2 separate regions of the Homo sapiens genome follow, and region 1 is linked to region 2. Evidence: chromatin loops called from intact Hi-C (ENCODE). Cell type or tissue: IMR-90. All regions are shown on one strand. Each heading gives the region's core, and the rest is flanking DNA. Links, peaks and the distances in the headings are about the cores only.

Region 1 (5,383 bases), core at 282-5,281, 260 kb after region 2:
TCAAGCGATTCTCTCTGCCTCAACCTCCCAAGTAACTGGGATTACAGGTGCCCACCACCACGCCCAGCTAATTTTTTGTATTTTTAGTAGAGACGGGGTTTCGCCATGTTGGCCAGGCTGGTCTCGAACTCCTGATCTCAGGTGATCCACCCGCCTCGGCCTCCCAAAGTGCTGGGATTACAGGCGTGAGCCACCATGCCCAGCTTATTATTATTATTTTAGACAGGGTCTCACTCTGTCACCCAGGCTGGAGTGCAATGGTACGATCCTGCCTCACTATAGCCTCGACCTCCTTGGGCTCAGGTGATCTTCCCACCTCACCATCCTGAGTAGCTGGTACTACAGGTTTATACCACCATGCCTGGATAATTTTTTAATTTTTCTGTAGAGATGGGTTTTACCATGTTGCCCAGCCTGGTCTCGAACTGCTGGGCTCAATCGATCCACCCCCCTCCTGCCTCTCTAAGTGCTGAGATTACAGGTGTGAGCCACTAAGCCCAGCTGCAATTTATATTTTAAAAGGTCATCTGGTCCCTGAAGGGAGGTAAGGATAGAATTGGGAAGCTCAATGAGGGGGTCAGGGCAATGTGAAGAGTGATGATGTCTTGGGCTGACACCGCAAAAAGAAGTGAATGGAGTTAGGACATGTTCTGGAGGTTAAGACTGGCAGAACGTGGTGATAGAGTGGATATTGGAGGTGCTAGAGATGAGAGACCCAAAACAACTCCTGGATTTCCAACTTGAGCCCAGGGCATGTGATGATGCTGTTAATTAAAATGGGAAAGATGGGGAGAAGAGCAATTTGGGGAGAAAATAGCAAGAGTATGGGTTTAGGTGTGATATGGTTTGGCTGTGTCCCCACCCAAATCTCATCTTGAATTCCCATGCGTTGAGGCAAGGATCTGGTGGGAGGTAATTGAATCATGGGGACAGGTGTTTCCCATGGGAAATATCTTTCCCATGCTGTTCTTGTGATAGTAAGTCTCACGAGATCTGATGGTTATTATAAGGGGGAGTTTTTCTGCACAAGCTCTCTCTCTCTCTGCCTGCTGCCATCCATGTAAGACGTGACTTGGTCTTCCTTGCCTTCTGCCACGATTGTGAGGCTTCCCCAGCCACGTGGAACTGTAAGTCCAATTAAACCTCTTTCTTTTGTAAATTGCCCAGTCTCAGGTAGGTCTTCATCAGCAGTGTGAAAACGGACTAATACAAGGTGCATTAGGCCTCCAATGCTTGTGAGGTGTACAAGAGTGAGGAGGTCGAAAAAGTCCTAGATCTATAAATCTGGATGAAGCTCAGAAGATAGGTCAGAACAGGAGAGACACATTGGACAGTCGCCCACTATTACAGATAGTGCTTCTTTATTTTGGTTTTATGTACTTTTTCCTTATGGAAATAGTCAAACACAAAAGTAAAATAATATAATGATTCTCCATACACCCATCATGGTACAAGCAATATTTTCCCATGAGAATGATAAAGTCTCCTAAAGAGAAGGAGCCAACTCCCACTTACTATTCCAGCCTGAGTTTCCTCATCTGCAAAAGGAATATTCCCATCTACCTCGTGGAGTTCTGGTGAGGATGAAGTGAGATTAACCATGTCAATGATGTACAGTAACCAATGTTAGCCGGTAATATTTTGTTATTGTTGTGGGGGGGCAATATTGATCCAATATGGGAGAAAGAAAATATATCAAGGTTTGTGGGTACAAACAAAATGAGTTAACTTTTTAAACTTGGAGGAAAGTATTCGAATCAGTGACTCTTAAAGATAGAACAACAAAACAGAAGCTGTTAACACAACTATGTCATGTCTTGGCATTCTCGCAAGGGAGAGGCAAGCCAAAGGACCCAGTAACAGAGACCAAGTAGAATTAAGGTTTCAGTGAAGTCTGAATTGTGCATACATGACTACTAGGTGCCCTGGCAACGAAGCCCCCGCTTCATGGTAATAACATTAGAGTAAGGGAAAATATCACATGAAAATGAAGTAAATGTCAAAGTGCCCTGGCAACAGAGCTCTCACTTTTTGGTGATAACATTATATTGTTCTTAAGAATTTCTGAGTTTTGGCCGGGCGCGGTGGCTCACGCCTGTAATCCCAGCACTTTGGGAGGCCAAGGTGGGGGGATCACGAGGTCAGGAGATCGAGACCATCCTGGCTAACACAGTGAAACCCCGTCTCTACTAAAAACAAAAAAATTTAGCCAGGCGTGGTGGTGGGCACCTGTAGTCCCAGCTACTCGGGAGGCTGAGGCAGGAGAATTGGGTGAACCTGGGAGGCAGAGCTTGCAGTGAGCCAAGATCGCGCCACTGCACTCCAGCCTCGGCAACAGAGCGAGACTGTTTCAAAAAAAATAAAAATAAAAACATTATATTGAGGGAAAATATCACATGAAAATAAAATAGGTATTAATAGTAAAGACAGTATTATGTGATCTGGTCTGGTGAGGAGTTGGGGGTTTTCACTGTGAAGAATGACTTTGAGAGGCTGGGTGCAGTGGCTCACGCATGTAATCTCAGCACTTTGGGAGGCCAAGGCAGGCAGATCACCTGAGGTAAGGAGTTGAAGACCAGCCTGGCCAACATGGTAAAACCCTGTCTCTACTAAAAATACAAAAACTAGCCGGGCATGGTGGCGGGGGCCTGTAATCCCAGCTACTCAGGAGGCTGAGGCAGAACAATCGCTTGAACCTGGGAGGCGGAGGTTGCAGTGAGCTGAGATCGCACCACTGCACTCCAGTCTGGGTGACAGAGCGAGACTCCGTCTCAAAAAAAAAAACTTCGTAGGTAGACAAAAAATGGTTTATGAAAAAGGTTAAACTGAGCCTGCATCCTGGAGCAGAGCTTCGCAAACTTTAATGTGCACACGAATCACCCACGGATGTTGTGGAAATACTCGTTCTGATTCAGGGGTCCAGGATAAGGCACGAGAGTCTGCGTTTCCAACAGGCTCTCAGGTGCGGCCTTTGGAGCTGCTGGGCTGCACAGCAGGGGTCTCTGGGATCCTGCAGAGCTGTTGCATTTCCCACTGGCTTTGCAGAAAGTCTGTGTCACCAAGTCCTATATCACCCACACCTGCCAGCACCACTGCTAGAAAGACAATGGGGGACCCAGACGAGGCAGAAACTCATTTCCCCTGGTGGCCTGTGGGAAGGAGCTGGGCTCGAGGCAGGAGGTGGCTTAAGATTCCTCCTCTGTCCCTTGGACGGCCCTTGGATGGAAGGTTGGGGTGGAACAAGGAGTCAACTGCTCTCATAATTAATACTTTCACCAAGGCCAAGCCCTGAGGAATTCCCACATTCGGAGGTGGAGGAGAGAGAAAATTATGAGAGAGATGACAGATACGGAGAACAGAGAATGCGGCACCAACACACAGATAGTTACCGTTCCTGGCCAAGAGATGCAATCATGAAAGAGCTTTGGAAACAATTTTCCTAAGCTTAAGAAAGATCAGTATCTGCAGACTGAAGGAATTTACCACATTTCAGGAGAATCAGCTACCTACACGTACACACATTTGGCAACAATTTTATTTTTTCTTTTTTTATTTTTGAGCAGAGTCTTGCTCTGTGGCCCAGGCTGGAGTGCATTGGCGCCACCTCGGCTCCCTGCAACCTCCGCCTCCCGGGTTCAAGCAATTCTCCTGCCTCAGCCTCCCAAGTAGCTGGGACTACAGGCACGTGCCACCACGGCTGGCTAATTTTTATACTTTTAGTAAGAGACGGGGTTTCACCATATTGGCCAGTCTGGGTTCGTACTCCTGGCCTCAAGTGATCCTCCCACCTTGGCCTCCCAAAGTGCTGGGATTACAGGCATGAGCCACTGCTCCAGGCCCAACAATTTTTAACTACAAGGAAAAAAACTCCTACACTCATTATGACAGGAGGAGACAGATCATCTTTTCTTGAGGACTTGCCTTGTGTCTGACACATACTTGGCGCTTTACACGAATTCTCTTATTTAAACCACACAGCATCCCAATAAAGTGGCGGCGCCAGCCTGGACGTTGGCTGGATGCAGGAACTCAACCCATGTTGTCGGGGTGCCTCTGCTCTCCAGCTGCTCAGCTCCGGTTGGTTCTTGTGGTAGCCTGAGCCTCTCCTACTGCAGACAGGCTTCCAGGTGAGGCCCAGGCAGCTCCAGGTTCACGTAATCCTAGCTCAGGAACCCCAGAAGGAAGAAAGAGTCTCCCTCCTGGTTTGCCCATAGAAGGACTCCTGTTGTCTTCAGGGTACATGCTCAACACTTAGATCCAGCACAGTGGCCAACAGAATTCAGTGAGATATTGGCAAGGGGGTGAAGCTGCTATGAATGCAAGTCCCACCTGAATCAAAAGGTTGGAGTGAAAAAAACCCAAACAACTAAAAGGGAGGAAGGATGGTTTGGCCAACAAATGCAAAGGGTCCACGAAAGGGAGGGTCTATGAGTTGCCCCACATTACAGGAGAGATCAACTTGTCCAAGGTCACACATCCAGTAAATGGGAGAGCCAGGACTCATACCAAGGCAGTCCAACCCCAGACTCTTAACCACCCTGCTCTAAGGAAACAAAGCCTCTTTGGTTTCAGAATTCTCTGCAACATTAGCTTTCAGAAGAAAATGGAGCAACAGCTGGACTTTCTGGAGAAAAAGATTGTAACTGAAGATTCATACACTCTGCCAAATTGTCTTTCACAATTTCAGGATAGCTAAAAAGCATTTAAACACACACCATGTGACAGGCACTGTTCTAAGTGCTTTATTTATTTATTTATTATTATTATTTTTGAGACGGAGTCTCGCTCTTTCGCCCAGGCCGGACTGCAGTGGCGCGATCTTGGCTCACTGCAAGCTCCGCCTCCCAGGTTCACGCCATTCTCCTGCCTCAGCCTCCCGAGTAGCTGGGACTACAGGCGCCCGCCACCGCGCCCTGCTAATTTATTTATTTTTTTATTTTTTGTATTTTAAGTAGAGACGGGGTTTCACCGTGTTAGCCAGGATGGTCTCGATCTCCTGACCTTGTGATCCGCCCGCCTCGGCCTCCCAAAGTGCTAGAATTACAGGCGTGAGCCACCGCGCCCGGCCTCTAAGTGCTTTATATGTATATTGAGCCATTCACTCCTTGAACAACTCTATAAGACAGGAATTATCCTCATTTTATAGATGAGAAAACCAAAACCCAGGGAAGGAGATAACTTACCTAAGAGTCAGGATTGAGCCCAGGCAGTCTAATCTTCTGAGCCTTCCTGTGAATTGCTATGATGCTAGAATTTAAAAACATATAATCGGCCAGGGGCGGTGTCTCACGCCTGTAATCCCAGCACTTTGGGAGGTCGAAGCGGGCGCATCACGAGGTGAGGAGATCGAGACCATTCTGGCTAACACGGTGAAACCCCGTCT
Region 2 (5,383 bases), core at 194-5,193:
GCACAGGTCGGATGCGGTAGCTCACACCTGTAATCCCAGCACTTTGGGAGGCCGAGGCGGGCAGATCATGAGATAAGAATTTGAGACCAGCCTGACCAACATGGTGAAACCCTGCCTCTACTAAAAATACAAAAGTTAGCCAGGTGTGGTGGTGCGTGCCTGTAATCCCAGCTACTCAGGATGCTGAGGCAGAAGAATTGCTTGAATCCAGGAGGCAGAGGTTGCAGTAAGCTGAGATCATGCCACTGCACTCCAGCCTGGGCAACAGAGCAAGACTCCATCTCAAAAAAAAAAAAAAACTGGGTAGCACTGAGTTTTTGGCTACTCATAACCCTGGCATTTTGGAAACCCAGACACATGCAAAATGAAAGCTAAAGGGCTAGCTCCAAACATTGGGAGGCTCTGTGTGTCCTGGGTTTGCTTCAAGCCGCAAAGAAAGAAGGTCATGCAGCAGCAGTCTACAAACACAAAGATAACCGCTTGGTGAGCATATCCTCCTTTTCATATTATGTAGGGCAGAAACTGTGGCGTGTCTGCCACTCCCTGGCTCTGAAGTTTGTGAGAAGGAATCATGATTGAGTCAAGCTCGACCTGGCAGGACCTCCAGGATTTCAAAAAATAAGTAATTAAATTCACCCCAAAAGGAAAAGGATAAAGATTGAACTGGAAGAAAAGTTGTCTCTGGGTGCTACCATAAAATACCAGGATTCTGTTTAGAGAGACTTTCAAATACTTCCTTGGGAAAAGCCTAACAGGGACAAAAATTCACAATCTTCCCTCACTATCTTCATTTTCTAAGGGAGGAAAATTCTTCATGTTACAGCTCCTAGGTTTCCTTTGTTGTAGAGAACCCACAAGGAGAAATTAAAAAAAAAAAAGGAAATAAGGCCAGGCACGGTGGCTCATGCCTGTAGTCTCAGCACTTTGGTTGGGAGGCTGAGGCAGGCAGATCACTTGAGCCCAGGAGTTCGAGACCAGACTAGGCAACATGGCAAAAAAAGCCGGGCGTGGTGGTGCACGTCTGTATTCCCAGTGACCTGGGAGGCTGAGATGGGAGGATCGCTTGAGCCCAGGAGGCAGAGGTTGCAGTGAGCCATGATCATGCCACTACACTCCAGCCTTGGTGACAGACCCTGTCTCAAAAAAACTAGATAAGATGTTTAAGATCTATTTGAAGGTATCAGAGATTCCAAGTTGGAAAAAGATGGGCAAAAGGGAAAAAATAGAAGCTGTATGGACTAGATATTAGAGGGGACTTGGGTAGGGCTGAAAAGTGCTAGTTGGAGAGATTTTCAGAGCTCTATTGCCAGAGGTGTAGGGTATATTTGGGGAGAAGAAATATTTAAGATGTTAGGCATTAAAAATACATTTCCTCTTTGGCTCTTCTCAAGAAACAAAATGCTGCAAATTACTTGTCATGAATTTTAGCTGCTGACCTAGATTTCTTTGGATGGATGCCTTGCAATAAATGGATTACATATGGTCTTGATTTACATTAAAATTATTAGGGGTATATATGGAAAACAGAAGATGACTTAAAATCCATTATAATTAATATCTGGAGAAAGATTAAAGAGGTGATCACATTCATAAAACAAGAACTGGCTGTGAAGAAACAAACCAGTGAAAGATTAGAAAATTAAAAATTGAATATCAAAAAACTCTAGCTGGAGAAAAAATTTTTCTGAGTGATTTTTAAAAACACAGTGCAGGCTGGGCACGGTGGCTCACACCTGTAATTGCAGAACTTTGGGAGGCCGAGATGGGTGGATCACCTGAAGTTTTGGAGTTCAAGACCAACCTGACCAACATAGTGAAACCCCATCTTTACTAAATATACAAAATTAGCCAGGCATGGTGGTACATGCCTGTAATCCCAGCTACTTGGGAGGCTGAGGCAGGAGAATCACTTGAACCTGGGAGGCGGAGGTTGCAGTGAGCCAAGATCACGCCATTGCACTCCACCCTGGGCAATAAGAGCAAAACTCCATCTCAAAAAAAAAAAGTGCAAAAGGGGAACAAAAGAGACAAAGACAAAAATGTCCAAGAAAAGTTAGAAAACAAAGATCCAGATGTATCAACATTGATCTGATGAAAGTTCCAGAGAAGCTAAAGAAAAGAGAGGGGAGAAAATCATTTTTGAAATGAGATGAAAATTCCCCAGAGGTGAAAACAAGACACCAGTTTTCATATTTAAAGAGTCGCTCAAATGCAAGGAAGATCAGTTTTTAAAAATATATCTGGGTCTATCATGGGGAAATATCAGGACACCAAGAATAAAGAATAAAATTCATAAAGTTACCAAAGAGAAAAGACATACTGCTTCAAAATAAAATGGAATGAGATTATGCTTAGAATTCTCATCAGTACCTCTAAATGTAATAAGAAAGGCACTAATATAGCTGCAACTGTCAAGAGTGAGAACAGAAGAAAGACGTATTGAGACATGCATGGACTTAATATTTATCTTCTTAAACCCTTTTCAGGAATTTAGAGGATGTGTTCCAGCATGTGACTATGTAAGCCTAGAAAGAGAAAGATATAATGTTAAAGAAATAGTAAATATAACTAGGAAAATAATAAGTAATTCAAGGATAGCAGCTGCACAAATCAACCTGGAGAGAAATCAAGCCAGTTGGAACAGGGGAAGGAGGATCCCAGAGAAAAATTTTTGTGAATAAAATCCAGCCAACTAAATCCTGAATCAAAATAAACAGCTCAAAAACAGCACTGCAATGGTGAAAAGGCTGGTGGTGAACAGTGTAACCATATACATTTAGAACTACCACTAAACAACTCTGTAAATTATGACCATAGAATAGAATGCCAATTCCAAACACTTTGATGAAGTAAAATAACCAACAACAAAAAATGAAAGGTAGGTTTTCTGTTTCAGGCAGAAGTAGACTAACTTTTTGCATACCAACTCTCTCACTAAGCACAATCAGAAAAACTAGACAAGATGTTTAAGATCTATTTGAAGGTATCAGAACTAGTACAATGAGGACGTGAGAGCAAAGATAGATGAGAAACATACAAAGATGAGACCAACATTCAGTGCTGCTTTTCCATCGAGTCATCTACTGATTTAAAACACACACACACACACACACACACACAGCTGAAAGGCTGAAAAGCTGAGCAGAAAGTGATGACTCATATATACGGAGGAGCTGTGCAGTGCTTCCAACAGTCTCAAAGGGATAGGGAGGAAATTAGACTTTAGAGTCCACCAAGGAAGAGACCCTCATAAACACTCCATGCTTTCAGCTGGAATATCTGAAAGGCCAAATATTTAGAAAACTGGTGAATCAGAAGTGAATAAGCCCTCAAAAAGACTTATTCCCAGATTCAAATCAGCTCAATCCCTGAGTAGATTAAGGAGAACTGGCCCACTTTCAACTGACAGCCAGAAGCTAAAATAAAACTATAAGAAAATAACACCGTAGGCAGGGCGTGGTGGCTCACACCTGTAATCCCAGCACTTTGGGAGGCCAAGACAGGCAGATCATCTGAGGTCAGGAGTTCGAGACCAGCCTGGCCAACATGGTGAAACCCCATCTCTACTAAAAATAACAACAACAACAACAAAAAAAATTAGCCGGGCATGGTGGCATGTGCCTGTAGTCCCAGCTACTGATGAGGCTGAGGCAGGAGATAATCTGATAATTGCTTGAACCTGGGAGGCAGAGGTTGCAGTGAGCAGAGATCACACCACTGAACTCCAACCTAGGCGACAGAGCAACACTGTCTCAAAAACAAAGAAAAAACACTGTACAGGGAATCAAATTATGTCTATAATTTTTCATGTGCAATACCAAACATTCAATGAAAAACTATTAGGATGATTCTGGCCAAGATCGACTAAAAAGATTACCTTTATCCTCCCATCCAAAACAACCAAAAAGATGGTGGGGGGGGGATGAAACAATAGGTTACAAGACACTGAACATTAAAGCAACAAATAACAGTCATGGAGAGAGCTTGGAAACAAGGTAAACCCTAAAATTGCCCTGCATTACTGCCTTGAAAGAGTTTCCAGGTCACGGTGCGGGGAAGGAGAACCCTGCATAACCTAACAAACAGCCTGAGTTGAGGAGACAAACTGAGAATCTGGGGTGACAAAGCAGCTAGAATCTGCAGGAATGAGTACCAGAGAGGAGGAAACTGCAAAGACAGAGAAAACTCCAGATATCTGCAGAGGGTTCCCCTTGAGTATTCAACAGAGTACTAATCAGTCCAAGCATGTTTGGAAACTACCCAAGGCCAGGGAATGAACCAGCTGAAGAGATTAGAGGGAATGGTGCTGAGAATTTACACAGGGCCAAGTGGAAACGGACTGTTTCCACTAACGAGACTGGAAAACCTCAAAATGCACAGGGAATTTGGTAGAGTACGCAGAAGAGTCTTGGGTCAGTTGTGGGAATAATTAATCCTAAAGGATTCTGGTCCTGCCTAACAGATTTTAAAAGCAAGACCTGAAAGGATCAAACTGTTTCCAAGTAATTTAACTGTGTCCCAGAATAAAGCTCAAGAATGTTTATGGGAATAAAAATTATCAAACATTCAGCAAGGTAAAATTCATAACGTCTGGTATCCAATCCAAAATTATTAGGCACAGGTCAGGCACGCGCCTGTGGCTCATGCCTGTAATCCCAACACTTTGAGAGGCTGGGGTGGGAGGCTCGCTTGAGCCCAGGAGTTCGAGAACCAGCCTGGGCAACATAGTGAGACCTCATCTCTACCAAAAATTTTAAAAATTAGCCAGGTGTGATGGCACATGTATGTGGTCTCAGCTACTCAGGAGGCTGAGATGGGATCGCTTGTGCCTGGGAGGTCAAGACTGCAATGAGTCACGATCACGCCACTGCACTCCAGCCTGGGTGACAGAGCAAAACCTTGTCTCAAAAAAAAAAAAAAAATTACTATGCACGGAAAGAAGGAAGATACAACCCAAAATAGGGGGGTGGGTGGGGAATAAATCAATCAAAACCAACCCCTAAATGAACGGATGTTAGAATTAGTAGACAGGAACATTAAGAGTTATAACAGTATTTCATATGTTCAAAAAGTTAAGACATGGAAGATTTATTTTAAAGACCCAAATCAAACTTCAAGAGATGAGAATTACAATGTCCAAGATGAAATATACTGGCTAGAATTAATAACAGATTAATAATAGCCAAAACTTTTGCAAGATACAAACTAGAAGAAAACATTTGCAAATCATATACCCAACAAAGGATTTGTATCCAGATAATAAACTCATAACAGTAAAAAAAAAAAAAGCCTATTGAAAAGTGAGCAAAATGTATTAAACCAAAAATGATATGTGATAAGTGAGCATATGAAAAGATGCCCAACATTATTAGTCATTAGGGAA

Evidence for each region. A loop is a pair of places that touch in the nucleus more often than their neighbours do. Peaks named below come from ENCODE experiments on the same cell type or tissue, not always from the same donor. Only the 100,000 strongest peaks of a DNase experiment are listed, where the experiment ranks them.
Region 1: it touches region 2 in a loop (4-fold over the local background); 1 of 110 quality-filtered maps calls a loop at or near these places.

The regions. Positions count from the first base shown.
Region 1 is chrX:23,972,298-23,977,680 of GRCh38, reverse strand. No RefSeq gene overlaps it. Among named protein-coding and RNA genes, the nearest start is that of KLHL15, 52 kb to the left of the region's middle. In IMR-90, for the core only: no CTCF peak of the experiment used is centred there; no DNase peak of the experiment used is centred there.
Region 2 is chrX:24,229,058-24,234,440 of GRCh38, reverse strand. No RefSeq gene overlaps it. Among named protein-coding and RNA genes, the nearest start is that of ZFX, 82 kb to the right of the region's middle. RefSeq lists a cis regulatory region at 2,982-3,333. In IMR-90, for the core only: no CTCF peak of the experiment used is centred there; a DNase peak (open chromatin) is centred at 3,140.